Linked DNA regions of Mus musculus: regions 1 and 3 are each linked to region 2. Evidence: chromatin contacts called from ENCODE Hi-C data. All regions are on one chromosome and are shown on one strand. Each heading gives the region's core, a stretch centred on a gene start or an enhancer-like site at or near the end of the contact. The rest is flanking DNA. Distances are from core to core; before and after follow the strand shown.

What was found. Hi-C counts contacts between places; a loop is a spot of excess contacts on that map.
Region 1: a map of heart shows a loop between it and region 2 (12-fold over the local background). The contact joins the promoter of Rev3l here to the promoter of Hdac2 in region 2. A Hi-C loop is called at or near these places in 2 of 37 maps with a recorded cell type or tissue (heart and left cerebral cortex).
Region 3: a map of v-Abl transformed pro-B cells shows a loop between it and region 2 (5-fold over the local background). The contact joins the promoter of Nt5dc1 here to the promoter of Hdac2 in region 2. A Hi-C loop is called at or near these places in 2 of 37 maps with a recorded cell type or tissue (T-helper 17 cell and v-Abl transformed pro-B cells).

The regions. Positions count from the first base shown.
Region 1 is chr10:39,730,504-39,733,672 of GRCm38, reverse strand. Rev3l (REV3 like, DNA directed polymerase zeta catalytic subunit) reads right to left here and starts at 1,513. Exons shown (of 32, transcript NM_011264.3): 1 at 1,060-1,513. The coding sequence starts at 1,198. It overlaps E130307A14Rik (RIKEN cDNA E130307A14 gene), which reads left to right and starts at 1,666. Exons shown (of 3, transcript NR_038037.1): 1 at 1,666-1,935.
Region 2 is chr10:36,973,258-36,976,081 of GRCm38, reverse strand. Hdac2 (histone deacetylase 2) reads right to left here and starts at 1,538. Exons shown (of 14, transcript NM_008229.2): 1 at 1,279-1,538. The coding sequence starts at 1,330.
Region 3 is chr10:34,416,882-34,420,062 of GRCm38, reverse strand. Nt5dc1 (5'-nucleotidase domain containing 1) reads left to right here and starts at 1,512. Exons shown (of 12, transcript NM_176968.5): 1 at 1,512-1,702. The coding sequence starts at 1,610.

The DNA of each region.
Region 1 (3,169 bases), core at 264-2,763, 2.8 Mb before region 2:
ATCAAGTGGGAAATGCCGTCTGAAACCCCATAGGGCTATACCTTGGTAAGAATCGTCTTCCAGAATACGGCTTTACCATTTCATCTTAACAGTTTAAAGCATGTAAAAAGACGCAAAACTGAAAGATAAAAACGCAAAACCTTGTATATCTGGCCCCTAACCTATTTATATTATAAACCCAAAGAGTGTTCCAGAACATAGCTTGTCATTTCCCCCCCCCACCATTTCTTCAAAATGGCTTTTTTTTTTTTAATCTATTTTTAAAATGCAACCCTGCAACCCAGCCTAGAGGAATTTTAAAATGCCTATGCTGCTGAGCTTGGCTGTGTTTCCTAACGAATCCACCCCCATTAGGTGTAGTATTTTATGTTGGGCGACACAAACACGTAGTTCCTATTTCCATGGATGCACATTTCCTGAAAGCATTGCACCTGAGGATGCCGCTCTGTCCCTGTCGAGGCATTAAACTCTAAGCAGTCACGACCTGCACTCACAGAAGAGCCACATGGTCACTTCAATGAGAAAAATTATCTGGCCCCGGGCGCCACTTTCTACAGCCACAGCATCTCCGGCAGGGGCAGAGGAGAGCGAGGGTGAACAGAGGCAACCGGGAGCGACGGACAACACGCCTGACACTTCGCCTCTGCCCTCAAAGCCTTTTCTCGAACGGGGCACTAGGGACACGTAGCGAGTGGCCGGGGTCTCCGCCGGGGACCGACCTCTAAGGACCCGCGAACTCGTCCTTGGGGACGAGGCGCAGCCACCCGACCCACCGAGGCAGGGGCTCCAGCCTGCTCGCCGCTCGCAAAGGAGAGACCGGGCGCCCGCCGCCTCTCTGCCGCGGAGGGGGGCGCAGCGCTCACGCGAGCCCACATTTTTTTTTCTTTTGCGCCTCCTGTCACGCGCGCGAGAGAGAAGGCGAGCAAAGCCGAGAACAGGGCAGACTCCGCAGCGACCCTGTAGAGGGCCGCCGGCGGCGGCGTGCGCGCGAGTGCGCGGAGGGAGGGCAGCCCCGACGACCCGGCGCCCGCGCTCCCGCTCCCGCCCGCTCCCGCTTACCTGCCGGGGTCGCCCCGAAGACTCGTACCACCGGCACCTTCTTGACAGGGAGCTGGGTGAGCGGGGATTGGCAGGTATCCAGCCCCGGCAGCGGGCTGGCCATGTAGTAGTCGGCAGTCACTATCCGCACAGAAAACATGTTCGCCGCCGCCGCCACCGCCACCGCCTCCCCTCCACTCAGCGACCTGGCAGCAGCGGCGGCGGCGGGCTCCGCAGAGGCGCCTCCTCCCCTTCCTCCTCGGTTCGGCTTTTCCCCCCCGCCCCTCGCACGGACGCCGGGACGAGCGGCAGCGGCGGCGGCGCGCGGAGGCTGCGGAGGCTGTGTGCTGCCGCCGCCTCCTCAGACGCTCCGGGCGAGAGGCAGCGGGAGAGAAGCCCTCGCGCGTTCGTCGGGTCGGGTGGTACCGCTGCTGCTGCCGCCACGGCCGCCGCCGCCGGGAATCACACGGGCTCCTCGGTCCCAGGCTGCAGCTCTTGTTGCCATGATGATGATGTCACGGACGCAACCACTGGGGGAGGGGAGGAGGGGTGTGTGTGTGCGCGCGCGCGAGCGGCGACGGGGGGGGGGGAGGAGGCGGGCGGGCGCGCGCCCGGGGTGGGAGGGGACGAGGAGGGGGTTCTCCCCCGCTCGGAGCGCGCGGCTGGGGAAGAAGCTGGCGGGAAGCCGGGCCGCGCGCCGAGGAATCGATGATTCGGCCTGTGGGCCGGGTCACTGCGGCGGGGCCCGGGGAGCGCCGATAGCATGGATAGGCTCAGAGGGGCGCAGGGTTTTGGCGGCTTCCCGAGTTCCCCTCGCCGACCGCCATGTCACATCTTACGGAAGAGGCGGGGGCTGCCGCGGAGAGGATATTTTTTGTTTTGTTTTGTTTTCACAAGGTAAGGGAAGCCGCCAGCGGGAGAAGGGAGGCGCGGCACAGACCTCGGGCGGCCCTGGCCGAGCGGGAGGGTGGGAAGGAGGGAGGGCGGGCCGGGCGGGCGAGCGAGCGGGCGGGCGGAGCGTTGGACGTGCCGGCCCTTCTCAGGTAACGCGGCGGCGGAGCTGGAGCCCGGGCCAGCTCGAGGGGCGGGGGCGCGCGGGCCTCGGCCTATAAAAGGGCCGCCCTGGCGCTCGCTCCCTCCTCCGCCCTCCCCTCCCCCCAGCTCCGGGCGAGCCTCGCGCCCCGCCTCGCCCGCCTCCTCTTCTGCGGTGCTGCAGTGACTGCGCCCGGCCACTTAAGGAGATTTATTCACGCGCGGCCCTGCCCAGCTTTGCCCAAGCTGGGCAGATACACCGACAGCACAGGGATTTCCCACCGTCGTGGTTTTCTCCACCCCCCCACTCCCCCACCGCCTGCCCCTCTCGCACTAGGACAACCACTGTGGGTTCCCCCGCGCAGGCTACACACACACACCCCACACACACACGCGGCACGAGCGAGAACACGGAAAGACTTGTTTGCTCCACTCACCTCCCTCCCTCCACTCCTCTCGCGGCTGCTCGGAGAGCCCCGAGAGCCTTTCAGAGAAAATGTTGGCAAAAGGGAAAGGCTCCTAAAAGTCGGCGTGTTTTCATTCACTCTTAGTGCAAGATTTTACTACGGGTTGACACAGAAGAAAAAGGGGGTGGGGTAAGACATAAAATAAAAACCAACTTTATTTGGAGCTAGAAAGGAGATGAAGTGGCACAGTTAGGGATTGGGGGGTGCGGGGGCAACAGATGCTGCTGGTGAGGATGTTAAATTAGAACCTATGGATTTTGTCTGGCTTGGTCACTAATACTGGGCGTGACCTCGGACAAATAATTTGATTTTTTTAGGCCTCGTTTTTCACAGGTGAGTCGTCGCCGCCGCCCCCCCCCCCAATTCCGCCCCAACAAAAAGATTAAAGTAATAGGAAGCAGAAACTACAGTTTTCAGCTTTGAAATTTGCCACTGAAATTAGGACACTTGACAGTCATTATCCATCCAAAGTAGAGTTCATTCTGTCCCACTTAAAAAATTATACAGGTGCATTTTACTGCTTGTTATATTGCCTTGTATCTGGAGTGGGGTGAGAGCTCCTTGTTCACAGTCAATTGTGGATTTTCACATAAAATCAAAAGGCTTAAAGGGACACATTGCAGAACGCAGCG
Region 2 (2,824 bases), core at 289-2,788:
GAGTTAGAGCCTCATTTACACAGTGAGTTTCAGGACAGCCAGGTCAACTTAGAGCCTGTCTCAAAAAACAAAACAGCCTTTTCCATTTTGGCCTAGCTTTCTGTAAGGTTTTTGGTTTTCCAGCCAATGACAGGTGGCTATTTTATTTAAAGCTTGTATTAAAAGATTCTGTCAAACCAAGAAAATGCACGACTATTTTAACAAGTTTAAGTGTTTCATTCAGCCTAGTTCTCTAATCTACCTCTCCAAACACTGTGACTTCAATACAACTACAGAAAACGCTCCCAATTTCATATTGCTTTGTGGAGATCAAGCGTTCAATCAATGAGCTTCGAAAGTTCTGTCAAATTTCCTTATTACTTCTCTCAATGGTTTATCTATTGATGTCTTGGGTGAAATCTGTATAGGCAGGGCACCATTCCATTTGGTGTAACTGAACCCAGAGACTATTACTACTTATACTCCAAATTAGAAAATCCTTACAGTCACCTTGTACCGTTCACTGCATTGTGAATATTTAGTCCACTTCTCAAAGTTTCCTGCAGCAAGGTCTTCACCACAGTAGAAGAGTTCCTAAGCAAGATGCCGGTGTTCTTTCCTAACCCCCCAGAGCAGGGTATTATAGCAGATCGAACAAAGAGCAACAAAGAAGGGGGAGGTAATAACCTCCCATAGAGACATGCCAGGACCCATCAAACAAGAACAACTGCACGCTTCCTCTCTCCTACCACTTCCCAACGACCTACCTACTTCCAACTCAAAACCCCTTAATTGTCACCGAGGAAGTGCAGCCCTTCCATTTGAACCCTGAGAAAGTGGAGCTCGAAGAACGCGAACAAAGGCGAGGGATGTAGTCCACGCAAAACACCAGCGAGACAGCGCCGCTCTGCGAACTTGGCCACCGGCCAGCAGTAACTCCTCCGCAGCCCCACCCGGGTGCCGGGGTCCCGGGTGAGGCTGGAAGCGCAGCGCGGACAGATCGGGGGCGAGAAGGGGGGACCGGGAGAGCGGGGGAGGGGACAGGGACGTGGGGCGGAGCTCCAGGACGCCAGCTTTGTGCAGTCAGGCCCAGGGTGCCAACTGGGGTTCCTCGGGAGACCGGTCAGAGGCAGTGCACCCTAAACCTGCGTGTGCCCGAGAGGACCCGAGAGGAGCGAAGGCGGGCGTCCCCGAGACGCCACCGCTGGGTAGGCCGTGTTGGTGTCCCCGCGGGCTGCCACCCCCGACACCCCGCCGCGCCCTCCCCGCATCCCGGCTGCAGGCTCCTCGGCCACTCACCATCATAGTAGTAGCACACTTTCTTCTTGCCGCCTCCTTGACTGTACGCCATGGGCTCAGGCCGCCGCCTCCCGGCTGCGGCTCCTCCTCCGGCTGCTCCCGCCCGCCGCGGCCCGGCGGCCAGACAAGAGGGCTGACGGGGACGGCCGGTGCTGCAGCCCTCGGAGCAAGGGCAGCCCGGAGCGGGACGGCGGCGGGTGCCGGGAGGGCCGTAGGGCACAGAGCGGGATAGGCAGCGGCGCCGACGCGCGACACTCGGCAGGGGTAGGCCTCCGGGCGGCGGGGCTGCGAGGCGGGAGCGACCACTGCGGCTGCGCGGAGGGGGGCACCACAACTACGGTCGGGAGGGAGCGACCGGGACGGAGTGGACGCCACCGGCCAGGGCGACAGTAGTGTTTCTACGGGTAGTCACACACAGTCCGGAGGTGCGCACAAGCGGACTTTAGCCCCTTGCTCAGAGACCCGGACGCGCAGCAGTGAGGTTCACCCCTCGGTCTTACGCGCACTGGTTGCGCCTGGGCCGAGCCTGCGCACTCCGCGCCTGCTCAAACGAATCCCGGGCAGTCTAGACCCCTCCTCCAGGGCTCATGCCGCTCCCCTCCCCCACCGCCGCGACGCTCCGGCCCGAGCCCGCCACGTGCCGCGGGGACCCCGAGGGGCCTCGGCTTGAGAGCTCCCTAGGGCTGCCTCCCCCCACACACACACCCGCTACCTGGTGGTCCGATATTCCCACGTGTTTCAATTCTCTTGTTCTCCCTCATTGGCTCCTGATAACTACTCTTGAGTTACAGAGAGGTTAATGGCAGACTCCTTGTATCTCCTGGGTTTAATAAGCATTTCCAGGACTCGGTATAAGCACTGTTCCCAGCATCCATACCTGCTCGTAATAAACACCATTTAAAGCTGTCAAAAGTGCTGGGATGTACGTGCCATGTCCATCTCCTTATAGGTGTGGGCAAAAGAAGGAGTATAGTGCTCTCAATTGCTAAATAATAGTCATCTGAGGACCGAAGGGGTGTCGAACTTTTCAAGACTCCACGTGCTTTGTCTACTTTATCAGACTGGATGTGCTTCTAGCCAGACAATTCAAAAGAATTGGTTTAAATATTGGAGTCCCTGTGTTTAATAGCCTGGCGTTTATTGTGCACCTGTCTAAACCAACCTGCTTAAAGGATGCATAAAGGATGGAAGCTGACTGTCTAATGAAATACTCACACACCTGAACTGTTATTATTTAAAATTCCAGCTACATGCACACACTACTTCCTCCCTTAAGAGGAGGTGTTGAAGTAAGAACCATACTGAGTCACTAACAAAAATCATTATTTTTCTACTTTCGGATCCCCAGGACTCTTAATACATAAAGCACCAATCTTCCAGGCTTAACCCCAAGAGACTTAGAATTACTCCAAGGTACCCCTCACCACAACCACTTCTCTCCCAAGCCTACAGTTTTAACAAGACCCTGGGAGATTAACGTGGTTGGGTCAGGGACCACAGTGGAGAGAGCTAGCTTTGATGTTAATGTTGATTACAGAGTATTGTT
Region 3 (3,181 bases), core at 263-2,762, 2.6 Mb after region 2:
TACATTTAGAATGCTATCCCCCATACCCCCCACACACACACACTTCCCTACCCACCCATTCCCATTTTTGGGCCCTGGCATTCCCCTGTACTGGGGCATATAAAGTTTGCGTGTCCAATAGGCCTCTCTTTCCAGTGATGGCCGACTAGGCCATCTTTTGATACATATGCAGCTAGAGTCAAGAGCTCCGGGGTACTGGTTAGTTCATATTGTTGTTCCACCTATAGGGTTGTAGATCCCTTTAGCTCCTTGGATATGTTCTCTAGCTCCTCCATTGGGGGCTTTGTGATCCATCCAATAGCTGACTGTGAGCATCCACTTCTGTGTTTGCTAGGCCCCAGCCTAGTCTCACAAGACCTACTTCTACAGAAGACCAGTTCAAACAACTAGCCTCACGGGACGGAGCAACTACCAAACTCTTCGAATTCCTATTAACAGTTGACCAATGCTCGGTGAGTTGAACTACAGACTATAAGTCATCACAATACATTCCTTTAATATATAGAGAACTCATTCCATAAGTTCTGTGTCTTTAGAGAACCCTGACTAATACAACCAGCCTTGGTGTTTTTGGTAAGGTGGTCTTCCATAATACGTAATATATTTTTTAATGCATTCCAATGGCTGAAATGATGCCAGGAATGTCTTTCATGTCTTATTACCAAACTATAGAGTAATAAAGCTGTTGATTCAACTTTCAAAGTCCACTTACCAAACTGTATGCTAAAGGGGTCTGTATTAGTCAGAGTTTTACTGCTGTGAACAGACACCATGACCAAGGCAAGTCTTATAAAAAACAACATTTAATTGGGGCTGGCTTACAGGTACAGAGGTTCAGTCCATTATCATCAAGGTGGGAGCATGGCAGCATCCAGGCAGGCATGGTGCAGGCAGAGCTGAGCGTTCTATGTCTTCATCCAAAGGCTGCTAGTGGAAGACTGACTTCCAGGCAACTAGGGTGAGGATCTTATGCCCACGCCCACAGTGACACACCTATTCCAACCTGGTCACACCTATTCCAACAAGGCCACACCTCCAAATGGTGTCACTCCCTAGTCCAAGAATATACAAACCATCACAGGGTCCAACAGTTATTTGTGCTCATAATTTTCTCACACACTGCTCCCACACTCAAGCCTCAAGGGATGAGGTTTCACTGGTATCATTTAGTAGTGTGGCGCCTGAAAAATGAACGAGAATTCCCACTAATTCTGTGAAACCTTAAGCTACATTAAGGACATTGGCTAGCAGGGTCCTAGTTGAGCATTTTAGCTCCTGCTGCACTGTACTAGCTGGAAGCAAGCCGTGGAACTGGCCTGAACCAGCCAGCAAAACTGGGGCGATCCAGGAGGCAGACAGGCCACTGACTTGGAGACGCGGGAGTGTGCTCAGAACCCGCCCTACTTGACTAGCTCCTCCCGACCAGACCACGCCCCGCCCGTCTGTCTTATATAAGCCTCCGCCCCGCCAAGCTCCGCCCCGTCAAGCCCCGCCCCGTCAAGCCCCGCCCCGCTCCGCGTCCTGCCTGCGAGTTACGCTTGTAGAGTCCCGGCAACTTCTCGCATGCTCTACCGGCCTTCCGGTCTGCGTTACCCGCCGCTGCCCTGCCATGGCTCAGCACTTCTCCCTGGGCGCCTGCGACGTGGTCGGCTTCGATCTCGACCACACGCTGTGCCGCTACAACCTGCCCGAGAGCGCCCGGGTGAGTGGCACGGACAGCCTCTAAAGGCGGCTGTGTAGAGTGTCGTAGGTCCCCGGCCGCTGGGCGGAAGTGTACTTTCAGGGGTTCTGCGGTCTTGAGGAGGAAGCCAGGGGCAGAAGATAGCGCAAGACCGAGCCGGGAAGCCGACTTGTAGAACCCTGAAAAAGCGGGGTCAGGGGCTTTGTGTGTCATTTGTTGATCCCAGGCCCTATTATTTTTTCCAACTCCTCTGGGCACCAGCTGAGTGGGTACAGCCACTTGTTTTGAACTTCAAGAAAACATGGCTGCATCTTTCCTTTTGCACACCCAAGTAATCACCTGTCAGAGTTTAAGTATTTCATACAGGGAGAGACTGTATAATAAATAGTATTGTGAGAAACACTGGGAGAAGTCGTTAACATCTTAGACCTCCTTTTGTCTTTACCAAGAGAAGAAAACAAGCATTTATTGTGCACGTACTACTTGATCTGTGCGTTTTAAATAAAGTTGTAATCTCAACAGAATCTACCCAGAATATGAGGGGATTAGATTGCTTTATTTGTAGGCTTATACCCTCATCTTAATCGCCCTGCTTTCTCTGACCCTTTGGGTTCACAAGAAACTAAAGAATTAAGAATATCACAGTGAGAAGTCTAAGCAGGACTCTGCAGTCAAAGTCCCTGGTTCGGGACCCTGGCACCAAGTGCCTAGCCCTGTGACACTGGGCAAATAATCTGGGTTCCTTCTCAATTAACCTTTCGAGGATTAAGTGTGCAGCCGATTGTTTGCTATTACGGTTAGCACCCACCACATCACTAGTGCAGACCACAGTCAGTGTAGTCCTGTCAGTGCCCCAGTTGGTCAGATTCTCCAAAATCAAAAATGAGGCTCCTGAATCACTCCGGTGTGTTTTCAAGCATACAGATGCTTTAAAAAAAAAAAAAGGTGTGTGTCCCTGCTGGGGCTCTGTTTTGCTTGCCAGTTGCACAGATCTCATTTCCTTTCTCATAGTTTAAAGACATTTAAGTCTTGGTCCTTTGGCTACTCTTTCAGAGTGTTCTCTGGGTGCTAATTTCTTTCCTTCCACGGCGTTCAGATTCCAGTCTGGTTCATCTTATGCCCTTCATCTGTATTCACTGTCGTTCATGGAGAATGTTGTTTAACCTCTGTCATGTTAAAAAGCCAGTTTTGTGCGTGTGTGAGCATACACATTTTAGGATAGAAGATTCAGAAGATACTCTACTGCAAGTTTTGAATCGCAGTGCTGATTAAAGGCTGAAAACGATACCCTGGTGAATCTTGGTTATGCTTGGTATAGAAATCCTAAGTCTCACCGAGTGCTGAACACCAGGACATAGTTAGGGACACACATCAACCACACACAAGTAGGAGCCTCTCTGTGGTTAGCAACCTGTTACCAGAAAGACGATGTAAAGTTCTTTTGCATTCTTATGGGGGAGAGGAGTATTTGCCAAGGCTTGCTATTGCCTGTCCCGGAGG